2 separate regions of the Homo sapiens genome follow, and region 2 is linked to region 1. The links are chromatin contacts, found by Hi-C or POLR2A ChIA-PET in ENCODE. All regions are on one chromosome and are shown on one strand. The core of a region is the stretch at or near the end of the contact, and the rest is flanking DNA. Distances in the headings are between cores, read along the strand shown.

The links. A loop is a pair of places that touch in the nucleus more often than their neighbours do. ChIA-PET counts read pairs that join two places held with the same protein, here RNA polymerase II (POLR2A). Pooled maps may share reads with other maps.
Region 2: a map with no recorded cell type shows a loop between it and region 1 (6-fold over the local background). The contact joins two enhancer-like sites. A Hi-C loop is called at or near these places in 1 of 37 single-sample maps with no recorded cell type and 7 of 50 pooled maps. POLR2A ChIA-PET finds 5 or more read pairs at or near these places in 1 of 52 experiments (Caco-2).

What each region holds. Positions count from the first base shown.
Region 1 is chr15:60,504,438-60,510,672 of GRCh38, reverse strand. RORA (RAR related orphan receptor A) reads left to right here. Exons shown (of 11, transcript NM_134261.3): 6 at 5,044-5,165. RORA-AS1 (RORA antisense RNA 1) reads right to left here. Exons shown (of 6, transcript NR_120342.1): 3 at 140-265. Among named protein-coding and RNA genes, the nearest start is that of RORA-AS1, 28 kb to the right of the region's middle. RefSeq lists an enhancer at 2,391-2,500. Within about 2 kb of position 2,737, at least 3 of the 41 ENCODE cell types and tissues checked have a DNase peak (open chromatin) inside an H3K27ac peak, as active enhancers do.
Region 2 is chr15:61,166,690-61,172,924 of GRCh38, reverse strand. The region is part of intron 1 of RORA (RAR related orphan receptor A); the gene reads left to right. Among named protein-coding and RNA genes, the nearest start is that of RORA, 59 kb to the left of the region's middle. Within about 2 kb of position 2,849, at least 3 of the 41 ENCODE cell types and tissues checked have a DNase peak (open chromatin) inside an H3K27ac peak, as active enhancers do.

The DNA.
Region 1 (6,235 bases), core at 1,488-3,987:
CAGCCAGGGGATTACACCTTTCAATGGGCCCACCTGACTCCCGCCATTTATATCATATGCACAGCCCCTGTAGGCATCTCATTTTTGCAACTCTGATATATAGTATAAATGTTCAACAGAAATCAGCTTCTTTACTTACCAAAATGTTCTGATGATGGATATTGGTGACAAAATTGATGTAATTCATATAAGGCTCACCATGCAAAAGACAAAAAACTGTCCTTTTCTTATTGCTGGAACATTACTGCTTCTTGGGAGATGTGACCTAGAAATGTTGATAACACAGACAATGGGCAACTTTCCATTTCGAGGAAGTTGTGTTAACATCCGCTGCTATATTTAATCGATTTTTAAGTACAGCACTATTATTAGAAAAACTTTGATAAGAACCTTTGTAGTTTTTAAATTTGATCTGCTCCTCCTGGTGGTTCCTCACACAAGGTTATAATCCTTTGGGATATGTCAATTAGTTGCTGTGGAGATGACTAAGTTAATACAAGGAGAGAATGAAGACTTCAGACGGAAAAGAAACAGCAGGTTCAGACTTGAGCACAGAAATCCTCAGTTCACAGAAATAATGGCTGTGTTCTTTAGACGGTTTCTCTACCTCTGCACCCCATAAAACATCTTTTAAGTGAAAATTTATATTTCCAGTAAAATCTTTCTCCAAATAGAACAAATTGAATGTTCTTTACGGTTTTTACACAAGCATCTCTTTATGGGTCTAAATTTAAATCCTCAAGAGCAGGGACATTTTAAGCCTGGTCTTTAACCACTGAACAGCATTAAAAGGTGTATTGCAGCTCTTTTGATTAACAGAGAAACCTCTGAACTAGAAGCCAAGCTGAGCAGAGGTAGGTTTGATTTTTTTTTTTTTTTCTTGAACTAGAACAAAAACCTTCCATTTTTGTCATGAAATCTTGGTTGGCTGAGCCTTAAGCAGAACTGTAATGAAAGTACAATTTTCAGATATGAATAAGGATTTGATTGAAAGCTGACATGATACCATGAAAAATGACCTGACTCACTTTAGGTTTGCCTCCACCTTACCATAAATACTAGTGACTCTGTCCTGTTTGCTTGTCAAATATTCAATCCTGAAATAAATCCATAGGCCTTAGGCAAAGCGTGCCCTTGAACATGGCACTTTGGCTAAAAAATGCACTCATACCGAAGTGGGGCCAGAAATGGCTGAGCCGATTCCCTGAGGCTCCCGGACAAGTCAGCTTCCTCTTCCATGGTCTCACTTTCCAGTGCAGTCTGGGAGCCCTGCCCCCTCATGCTTGCTCTATGTGCTTTTAAATTAGGGATTTTTCACAGGTGTTGTGGTATTTACCAAGATAAATTAAATGAGATCATCACTAGGAGAATTCCCAAACCCAAAACTAAACTAGCATTTATCTGGAAAGTATATAATTGGGCTCTAATTCTCTTATCCCATTTATACATGCAAAGTGTTTCAGGGAGCTAAGAGTATCATGAAAGTGGCCCAAGTCTTGTTGCTGCTTCTCCAAAGCTACTTAAATTTCCCTGGTATTTCTTTTGGGGCTTAAAGCCTGCTATCTCTTTAACTAAGACTCTTGACTTCATTTTAGGCTAAACTTTGTCATCAGATTTTAAACAAGTGAAACCAATTGTATAATAGGAAAATAAATTATAAACCAACACATCCTAAGTCCAATTCTCTCTTTCAAGTGTAGTATGCACAACCTATTACTTTTAGTGAAAAATATGACTTCATCCTTGGCTAGGAAATTTTGCCCTTGGTGTACAATTAGTACCTGAATTAGACATTCCAGATAAACGACCTAGGTTTTAAGTGCAAATTAGGTTTGTTACTATAATTGATATCTAAAGCTTTGCGCAGGAGAAACAGCTGATATACTGGGCAAAGCATGAGACAAGAAATCCGCTTATATGGGTTGTGGTCCTGGCATTAATATAAGTTATACAACCCAGTATACACCACGTAACATCTGCGAGCTGTAGTTTCTCTACTCCTAGAATATAAAGGTCTGTGTCTGAATCATAGCTCTGCTACTTGCCAGCTGTGACACCTTGAAGAAGTCACTTCACTGTGGTTCAGTTTCCTCCTCTGTAAAATGGAGATAATACTAGTACCTTTCTCTTGGGGTTGTTATAAGGATTAAGTGAGAAAACATACATATTCAGGATAGACACAAATTATGTGGGACTGGCATATAGTGAATGCTATATGTGTTAACTGCTATCATAATTATTAATGTCATTATTATTTGTTAAACAAGGACAGTTTGGACCAGATGCTATCTAAAGTTCCTTCCCACTATGAAAATCTGTGACTAACTCAGAAGCGAGGACTTCCCATCTGAAGTATCGAGGCGCTGGCTGTATTGCTGAAGCAGTCATGGTTGGGGCACATGACTTGCCCCAGTCACAAAGTGAGGTAGACTATAGATTATCTGCTGAGCTCAGACAGAAGCCAGGTCTCCTAACTCCTAGCCCAAGGTATTTCACTATTCCAGACTTTATCTGAGAGACCACGCTTAAATTCTCGAATTTTATTCAGCCTGACCATACTCGCCTTTGCTGAAATGGAGATTTAAAAATAGCAAAGTGTCTAAAATCTTACACTTGCCAAATCGACTATGAATTGGAATGAAAGGCTGTTGGTGAGCAGATGGTGTGAATGCAACCACTGCCCTCTACTGGTATGTCAGGTACACTGCATGATTTGTTGTCTCACTTTTTATTGGCTGTTTTAAATAGGTAGGGATAAGTGGCCACAGTTTCTTAAGACAAAGTGAAACCACAAGATGCTAAGTATCTTATTAACTAGAAATGAAACATAACCTGGAAGGAAATGATATGAGCCTCTTCTCATCCTTCACTCCACAGCATCCCCCCCTACTTCCCTGCGAAGACTCTTCATCTTCATCATTTTTTTATCGGCAAAAATTGGTTTACATTCTAGAAACGACCTTATATAGTGAGAGTTCTTTCCAAAAGAGGTAGTTCACTACCTTATTTATGTATTTTCTTGTTTCTTACTCCCCATTATTTTTGTCTTTACTCACCTATTCTCCAGCGTCATTGATTCTAAGACATGTAATTTACTGGCTTCTCTCTCTCACTCTCAGTTTCTCATTCTTTCCTTTACATTTGTTCTTTTATTTGTGTTTTATTTTTTATGTTATTTATTCATGCTGTTTTAGTGTCTATGTGTTGCCAAGTAGGGCCATTCAGGTTTATTATGTTTCAGTGTCTCTAAGGAGATTCTGGTTTCCAGCTCCATTTAGGTGAACCTGCTCTGTTTTCACACAAACAAGTCTGCTTCTGTTTGACAAAAGCAGTAACAAATTTCCAAACAAAAAGATATTCTCCCTAGTGTTGCCAAGTTTGCATTCAGCACCGTTCTTTTAAAATGACTTGCCTATTCTATACTCAAAACCCTAGGGAGAGGGATCATTTTTTGATATGGTTTTATATTCATGGGATTTTGTCAATTCTTTTAAAAAATACTTCTTTAATCATCCTTCCCTTCCAGAACAATTATTACCAAGCTGCTCCAAATTGTTAGTTCCTGGCATCTAGATTCTAGCAGCCTTCTATGTGGTCCTCCTGCCTGAGCTTCTCTGTGCTCCAATACACCAAGCACAAAACTGCTTGTTCCATTTCCCCAGATATAATTTTCTTTTTTTTTTTTTAAGAGGGAGTCTCGCTCTATTGCCCAGGCTGGAGTGCAGTGGTGTGATCTCGGCTCACTGCAACCTCCAGCTTTCAGGTTCAAGCGATTCTCCTGCTTCAGCCTCCCAAGTAGCTGGGATTACAAGCACCCGCCACCACGCCCAGCTAATTTTTGTATTTTCAGTAGAGACAGGGTTTCATGATGTTGGCCAGGCTGGTCTCGAACTCTTGACCTCAGGTGATCCACCTGCCTCAGCCTCTCAAGTAGCTGGGATCACAGACAGCCAACACCACGCCAATTTTTTTTTGTATTTTTAATAGAGACAGGGTTTCACCATGTTGGCCAGGCTGGTCTTGAACTCCTGACCTCAAGTGGTCTGCCCAGCTCAGCCTCCCAAAGTGCTGGGATTACAGGCGTGAGCCACCACACCCAGCCAATCTCTTCCTTTTCTGACAGCTTCAATTACTTTTTTCTTTCTCTTCTTCTGTAATTCAACTTTATACCTTATTATCTAGACTTGAATTGTCCTTCCAGTGTGTTCATACGTGTTCACCAGATTACAAGCTCCTAGAGAAAACTTCTTTGGCCTCTAGGTCTTTCATATCTTCAAACTCCTTATGCTCAAGTATAATAATAACTAATATTCTGTAGCACATTCTAAGTAATCCTCCCCATTCTAAGGGCTCAACTCTTTTAATTCTCATGGCAGCCCTGTGAAATAGGTACCATTTCCCTCATTTTACAAATGAGGAAACCAAGCACAAAGAGGTTAAATAACATACCCGAGATCACACAGCTAGTAAGCAGCAGAGCTGAGATACAGACTCAAATGGTCTAGCTCCAGAGTATGTGGCTTCACAACTACACTATGCATAGCCACATGGTAGGCCCTCAGTAATGCTTGTTCTGCAATTTGCAGGAAAAACAAAAGAAATACCTAGTTGTCACCATAAAAGAATATCATTTTCTAGTTTTTCAAGAATAAGAATAATCCTTCCCAGGTCAATGTTATGTGGCAGATGTGTCTTCATAAAAATGCCAAGAAGAAGCACCACGTCAATCATTTCCTATGTCTATCTAGGTCAATATTTTTTCATTCCTAGACATTGGTATAAAGGCACAGAACAAGGGCAAAGTCAGGAGGGTCTTTGAAGTCAGCAGGTCTTATCTTCAAATGCTGGCTTTGCAAAGTCCCTGTCCTCCTTCACGTTCCCAAATACAAAACAGTTCCAAATTACTTGTTTAAATGTGTAAAGACAGTCAAAACTCGCACAGCACATTGTTTTCTACTTGTTATTTCTTAAAGCAAATATTAAATCACCAATTATTCAAAGAACTTCGCTTTTCGTGTTTGTGATCTCCCGTTTTCTCCTTAGAACACCTTGCACAGAATATATCTAAATCGCATCTGGAAACCTGCCAATACTTGAGAGAAGAGCTCCAGCAGATAACGTGGCAGACCTTTTTACAGGAAGAAATTGAGAACTATCAAAACAAGGTATGATCTGAGGAATTTTTCCTCCTAGGATTGAGGCAATATTGGGAAGGGTGTTGGTATAGGAAAGTTGGTCAAGAGTTCACACAGACTAAAGAATGAATGTCATCAGGTTTCTGTTTAAATATCTTTTTTCTGAAGCTACTAATGTACTTGAGGCTTTGCCATTTAACTCAGATGCAAAATTTCAGCAATAGCAAATAATTTCTATTGTGCTTTCTAGGTATACACATACCTCCTTCCATTTGTCAACAGGAGAATAGATTAAGCAGCTTCCAAAAGTCTAAATGAATTGAGAATTGTCTCAATATCACAATCAAGATTTTAAGGTCTGGAAGTTTATGTAAAATAATCTCAGCCTAATGTTTCTGGAAGTTGACAAGGAAGCCTCATGTTTCTGGAAGTTGTATTAGGGAGTATATACAAAAAAAATTTAGAAGCTGTGATCATAACTCCAGTCTGAACCTAGCAATATGAGGCTGACAAATAGTACCCTACTTGCCTTTTTCTGTAAAACACCCAGATCAACAAGATTATCTAAGTGAATCCATTTTACATTTGAGGAAAACTAACATCCACTGGCATGTCTGGAGAGTGAAACATCAAGACCAGACCTTGACTCCTGGCTCCTAATTCAGTGTTTCTTCCACCCCATCATATCGGTGGGAACAGTCTGAAACTAAGATTGGGGAAACAAGTTAGCAACGAAAAAGATCCAGACCATTCTGTAACTGAAATGGAGAGTGCGAATATAAAAGGAATTTAACAGGACATGTTGGGGAATAGCAACACATTGCTTTGTTTGCCTTTGAGGTAGCAGGTAATGCCAGCAGCCAAAGCTACAAAGGAGAAGCAAGAAAACAGTAAGAAGCAACAAAGTATATGAAATAGGATTTTAGAGTCAGAGATGCTTGGATTTGAATCCTGGCTCCCATATCCACCAGTTTTTTGTTTTGTTTTGTTTTGAGACAGTCTCACTCTGTCGCCAAGCTGACACTTGCACTGGCGCAATCTCGGCTCACTGCAACCTCCGCCTCCCGGGTTCAAGTAATTCTTCTGCCTCAGCTTCCCAA
Region 2 (6,235 bases), core at 1,600-4,099, 660 kb before region 1:
TGAAAAACTTGCAGAGGCTTCTCAAAGGACTTGCTTGGACACAGCATCTACAGCAGAGAGCAAAGACATGCCTTTTTTTTAGCTCCTCCCAGCCCAGGATACATGCTCCTTAGGGGACCCTTAGACTTAAGCTCTGCCTCTGAAGTGTGATTTACCCTGGAAATGATTCTAACGGAAAATAGTAGAAAACTGCTTTCCAGGAGAAGAATCAAAGGAGAGTATGTATTTACTTTGGGCGATTTTCCCATTGTACTGGTTATATTGCCAAGAAGTTAAAAATAGTGGTGATAAGCAGTCTCTGAATTGGTCCCTCCTGAGGTGGCAAGGGTCAACTGAAAGTAGGATCATTCCTCCGGGGCCCTGAGACCTATCCCCCTTGAACTCTGTTTTGAGAGCCCCTGGTGGAGCATCTGTGGGCTGCTGTCCTGGGATCTGCATATACTACCTGAGTTTCCCTCCTGTCTTATCAATTCCTCAGACTTGTTCTTGGCCTCTGTTAAGCCAACCGATTTTAGATGGCCTCATCCTTTAAATATGCTATTTATAACCACTAATTTATGTTTTCATGATACTTCATGTAGCAGCTGGCCTTTGTGCCACCGTAAGAAAGGAATAATGAAATACGTGGTATTTATATGGGTGGCTATAGTGTTTGTCATTTCGTATATGGATTGCTATTGTAGGAAGCATGAAAAATTGCAAAGGGTATTTTTTTCTCTTAAAGATAAGCTCCAGTGTATTAAATATTCATCTGCTGTGTAAGGACACTATACCATTTTTTTTTGTTTCTTCATCCTTATTTTCTCATGGAAATATATTCAGATGTCTACAATATATATTGTTCTCATAAAATGCTTCTCACTGCAACTGGTCCCCTGAGCAAGACTTAACATCTTCATCAACAGCTGTTACAAAATATGCTAATGTGCATGCCCTTCAGCCTATAGGGTCACATCTAAATAACACCACTGAAGCACACTTGAGAACTTGAACCCTGGCAAGCCTTGACTTTGAGCTGCAGGGTGAGATGTTGAGGATCGGTGTCCCAAAGAACCTTTGCCCTTTTAAAGGCATCGTTCCTCTCCCCAGCTGCCTCATTTTCAAAGGCAACGTTTTGTGTCTTGCATTTTATTGTTTGGCTGAGCTGAAGATACAGGGAGGACAGATGACCCAGGCCTCTCTGCTAAAGATGTAGCCAGTAAAGCTAAGATTCCCAATGGGGGCCACCTCCAGGAGCAGTGGAGGAAAGTGAGCGATGTGTCATAGGTTATGGGGAGACTGCCCCTCTGCTGGGAATTATTAGTCAAGTAGGGCTAGCAGCTCTGCAGAAGTCCAGAAGTGGAGTGGGTGGGGACCAGTGAGTGTTAATACCCCACATCTGAGCAGTGTATTCTCCTTTAATAAATTTACTTCCGGATCCCTGCAGAGGGGTGGTTCTTAGGGTGTGGGCCTGGATTAGCAGAATCAGCATCACCTGGGTTCTTATTTGAAATGCAAATACAGACCTACTGAACTCTGGGGGTGGGGCCAACAGTCTGGCTTAGCAGGCTCTCCAGGTCATTGTGACACATGCCAGGGCTGAGAACCATTGCCCCAGAAGCACTTAGGCCTCTCATTGGGCTCTCCTGTTCCTAGCAAGATCACAAGGATGGCATAGCCCACCCACCGTGTGCCCCTGGATGGGTGTAGGGCTGTGGAGGACACCGGAGAAGCAAGAACTTGATTTCTGCCCTGAAAGCCAAGTGTGCCAGCTGCCCGTGGGGCAGGTCTGGTGTAGTTTTGATGATCAGAGTGAGTATGAGCCAGCATGTCGCCAAGTCCTGGAGCCTGGAAAGAGGGCGGGCTTAAATCAGACAATAGCAAATTCAAATCCTGCCTTTGCTAGTGACCAGCTGAACAATCTGACCAAATTGTGTAACCTAAGTCTTACTGTCGTCACCTGTAAAGTAAGGCGGTAACATCTACCAGAAACGACTATTGTGAGGAATGGAAAGTATGGTATCTAGAGGGTGCCCAGTAAACATTTGTTTTTAAAACGAAGAGTGAGGATATGAAACTGTAAAAGGATGTGTCTGTGCACTATCCAGCCCCAATTACGCTTCCATTTGCTTTCATTCAAGGTTGATCCAAATGGCTCTGCTTTACCTAACTAAGCATTAACAACCACTTCTCTTTTGACTGCTAGTGCTGGTATTGGTATATTGATATAATCATGGCTGTATATTTGGAGCACTTACAATGTGCCAGGATTGTGCTGAAAAATACACATATATGCTCTTTTTATATTTTCATAATGGTTTTATGAGAGAAGTATGGCAGGCAAAATAGCGAAGTCCATACCCCAATCCCTAGAGCCTGGCAATCTGTTACCTTGCATGGAAAGCGACCTTGCACATGCGATTCAGTTAGGACCTTGAGTTGGGAGATGATCCTGGATTAACTAGGCGAGCTCAGTGTAATTACAGGTCCTTATAAGAGGCGGGCAGGAGAGTCAGAGTGAAAGAAGGAGATTTAATGACAAAAGCACAGGACACACAAACAGGAAGAGAAAGATTTGAAGACGCTACACTGCTGGCTTTGAAAGTGGAAGAAAGGGCAAAGAGAATGCAGGTGGCCTGCAGAAAGTAGAAAACGCAAGAAAACAGATTTCTCCCTACAGCTTTCAGAAGAAATACAAGCCTGCCAACTCCTTGATTTGAAGACTTCTGACTTTCAGAACAGTTAGTAGATTTGTGTTGATTTAAGCCACTGCATTTATGGTAATTGATCACTGCAGCCACAGGAAACCAATACAGGAAGTCTTATGACTCAACCCACTTGACAAATGAGGAAACTGGGGATCAGCAAGGCACAGCAGCTCACCTTGGGTCACACAGCTAGGAGGCAGTGCAGAAGTAAACACACCCACATCCAATTCTAGTACACACGCTTAGAACTATTATGATGGACACGGTGCCTCTGGGAGTAGGTGTCCTGCAGAGTGAGGACTGCCTTCTGGGGGTTCTTTTCAATTTTACCATCCTGATAGGGTCAACAGAAAGGTCCACCCTGGGATGCTGCCCAAGGAACATCATACTTCCTGATGAAATCCAATGAATTTTTCTTCCCAGGTGCCCTGTACCAGGAATGTGAGCTGTTTCTTTTTTTTCTGAGGCCGTTTGTAAGGAAGACAGTTGCTGGGGGGTTTGAAGGAAAAACAGGAAGTGGCTTCAGCATCCAATGCAAATCAATCAACTGCTGGAAGAAGGGCCAAGAAAAGAAAGCTTTTTTTTTTTTTTTTTCATGAAAATGGAAAAACGAAACCAAGCCACAGACAACAATAAAGAAACATCAAGGCTAGAAAGGCTGGAGAAGGCCTCAGCATGGACTAGCTCCCTGCTGAAGCCGTGGTGTTTACGTCCCGTGTGAGGAGGAGGCAGAGAGGGGGTACCACTCTTCCTCTCACTTAACAAGGTTATCCTCTGCTGCCACAGAAGAGGAACCTGCAGAAGAGGAGGCAGAGCTGGCCACCAAGAGAGAAGCTGTAGGCAGAGGATACCAGGCAGAGAGGTATCATCGGGACCCCAAAGAGCCAAGCTCCAGATTGAAAGTATTTTTTAGCATCAACGTCAAGCCAGGGCCTTAAAAGACGCCAGACTTTTTTTTTTTTTTTCCAAGCTGTGTACAGGGCTGTAAGAGTGCAAGGCCCAGAATGGCAAGGGTTAAGGCGAAGGGAGGCTGGATTCCCCATTCAGTTCCACAGATGCCTGGCGTCTGCAGGGGACTTGGCATATGCTAGGGGATCCCTGGGGCCAGTCAGAGGAGTCAGGCCAGCCCTGCCTTCAGGAGTGTTCTTATGCTCTGGCAGGGGGAATACAGCAAGTTCCCAAGCTCCTTTAAGGTGAGATCCAGCAGGATGGAGGCACAGGAAGGTACAAAGAGTGGTGTGGCTTGGAGGGAGAAAGAAATCACATCAACTGAGTGGATAGAAATGAGTAATAATTGAGAGGTCACTCCAAGGCAGGTTCCAAGCTAGAAATGATCAGATGAGTGATCTCATTTAGGCTGTCAGAGACTTTGGGAGGTAAGCATTACACCCATGCAGCTTGGGCTCAGAGAGGTTAAACAACTTGCCCAAACACAGCTAGCACCTGCTAGAACTAGGACTGAATCTCGGTGTTTTGATTTCAAGCCCAGCATACTGTCCACCAGACTGAGCAGACTCCTGGTGAGGGGAACCATAAAACGCTTCATGTATCATTTAATGACAAGGAAAGATGTTCAAGAGAAATAGCTAAGTAGATAAGGCAGGTTATGTGATCTAGCGCTCATTAAGACACACGTTTTTATTTATCCTAAAAATATCAAGATTAATATATAATACAAGGGCCAGGCACAGTGGCTCACACCTGTAATCCCAGCACTTTGGGAGGCCGAGGTGGGCAGATAACTTGAGCTCAGGAGTTCGGGAACAGCCTGGCTAACATGGCGAAACCCTGTCTCTACTAATTACAAAATTACTATTTTGTAATTTTGTAAAAATACAAAAATTAGTTGGGCATGGTGGTGCATACCTGTAGTCTCACCTAGTAGGGAGGGTGAGGCAAGAGAATCGCTTGAACCCAGAAGGTGGAGGTTGCAGTGAGCCAAGATCACGCCACGGCACTCCAGCCTGGACAACAGAGCAAGACTCCGTCTCAAAATACATACACACACACACACACACACGCACGCACGCACGCGCGTGTATATATGTGTATATATGTAATGATTTACATATATATGTATATGTATGTATATATGTGTATATATGTATGTTTTTAATATATATTATATATATACATTACAAGTTTTCTACAGGAAACAACACTCAGCATATTCCTAAATACTAGTAGAACTCTGGGCTTTTACAACTGTTTGGTGGAGTTTTGTCTGAGCAAGTTTCCAGATGTTTTATAGGTGCCTGAAAAGGTAGGTGAACATCAGGGGATATCCCCAAGAGCAAATATACAGAAGCAAGAAATGTTAGAACCATCTTTGCATCTGTGTGAATGTGCAGGAAACATGCATTGAAGTGTGGCTGTAATACAGGGACTGTGTAGGAGAGTGGTGGGTGGGGTGGGACCACCTTGGAGGGTCCTGAATGCCACATTAAAAGATTTCGGTTCTACAGATTATGAAGGACCTAACCCAGAGGTGGTGGTTGAGATGCTGTATTAAAAGTAACACCTTAAATGTGGCAGGGGATTAAGTGAGATCTAAATTTGAAAGGTTGGTTTTCAACATAAGTGTGGGGAAAGCTCCCTGATGCCAACCTTGCTGGTCCTGAATTGTGGCACACTGTCACCACCTGGTGGTCACATAGCCAAATTGTAGGGCTAATGGATTTAGCCAGAGTCCTGGTTGTAGAGAAATTTCTTCATAAAAAAAAAAAAAAAAAAAAAAAAAAAAAAAAAAAAAAAATCCTGGTCAAATTATTTGCATCCTTTAAAGAGTTCTAAAGGCTTATAAATATCTGGATAAGGATCTCAATGTTTATTATTAACCTGAGTGTCTGTAATAATGTGGACACATTCTTTAAGTAACTCAAAATTGTTCAAACCTAGCAGACAAAGAACATTGTCATTTTCTGGACTATATGAATATCAGGATCCATCTGGAAGTTGAAAAGACTCAATAGCTTTGAGATTTGTAATGAAGGAAAAAAAAATCTTTTAAAGTAATTCCTAGCAGGTTGACATTTAAGAGACTTAACTGCTGAGTACCGAGTGAAGAGTGATTTTTACAGAAGCTCTCGTTTCAGCTGATTCCAGGGCCTGATTAGATGTCATTACAAGAAGAACTGGATTTTGAACAGAGAAGCATTAGGGGTGCAGCCGATTCTGTGATTTTGTGTATGTGTGTCACTGCAGTTTGAGACATCTGGCAACTACAACTTCTTTGTCATTGTCTACTGTAATTCCAGAGAGGGCAGGTCTTAAGAAGGGGTGAGCATAGCTGGGCTCAGATAATTGTTGGTGAGTAGGTTGTGGGGATGAGGATGGGGAAAAGTAATCTAATTATGGAGATGTACATGAGAATGGAGTCTTTATTACCATGCTGGCCACTGGCAAGCATTGTAGCTGTGGATAACATGTGGATAACATGTAAAGGGTATGTTCTGCTTCACAAGTAGTGCTCTGTGTGGTGGGATGAGCACTGTGCTAGGAGTCCTGAGGTCCAGATCCTAGCTCTGGCTCTCCCTCTAACAGAGGGA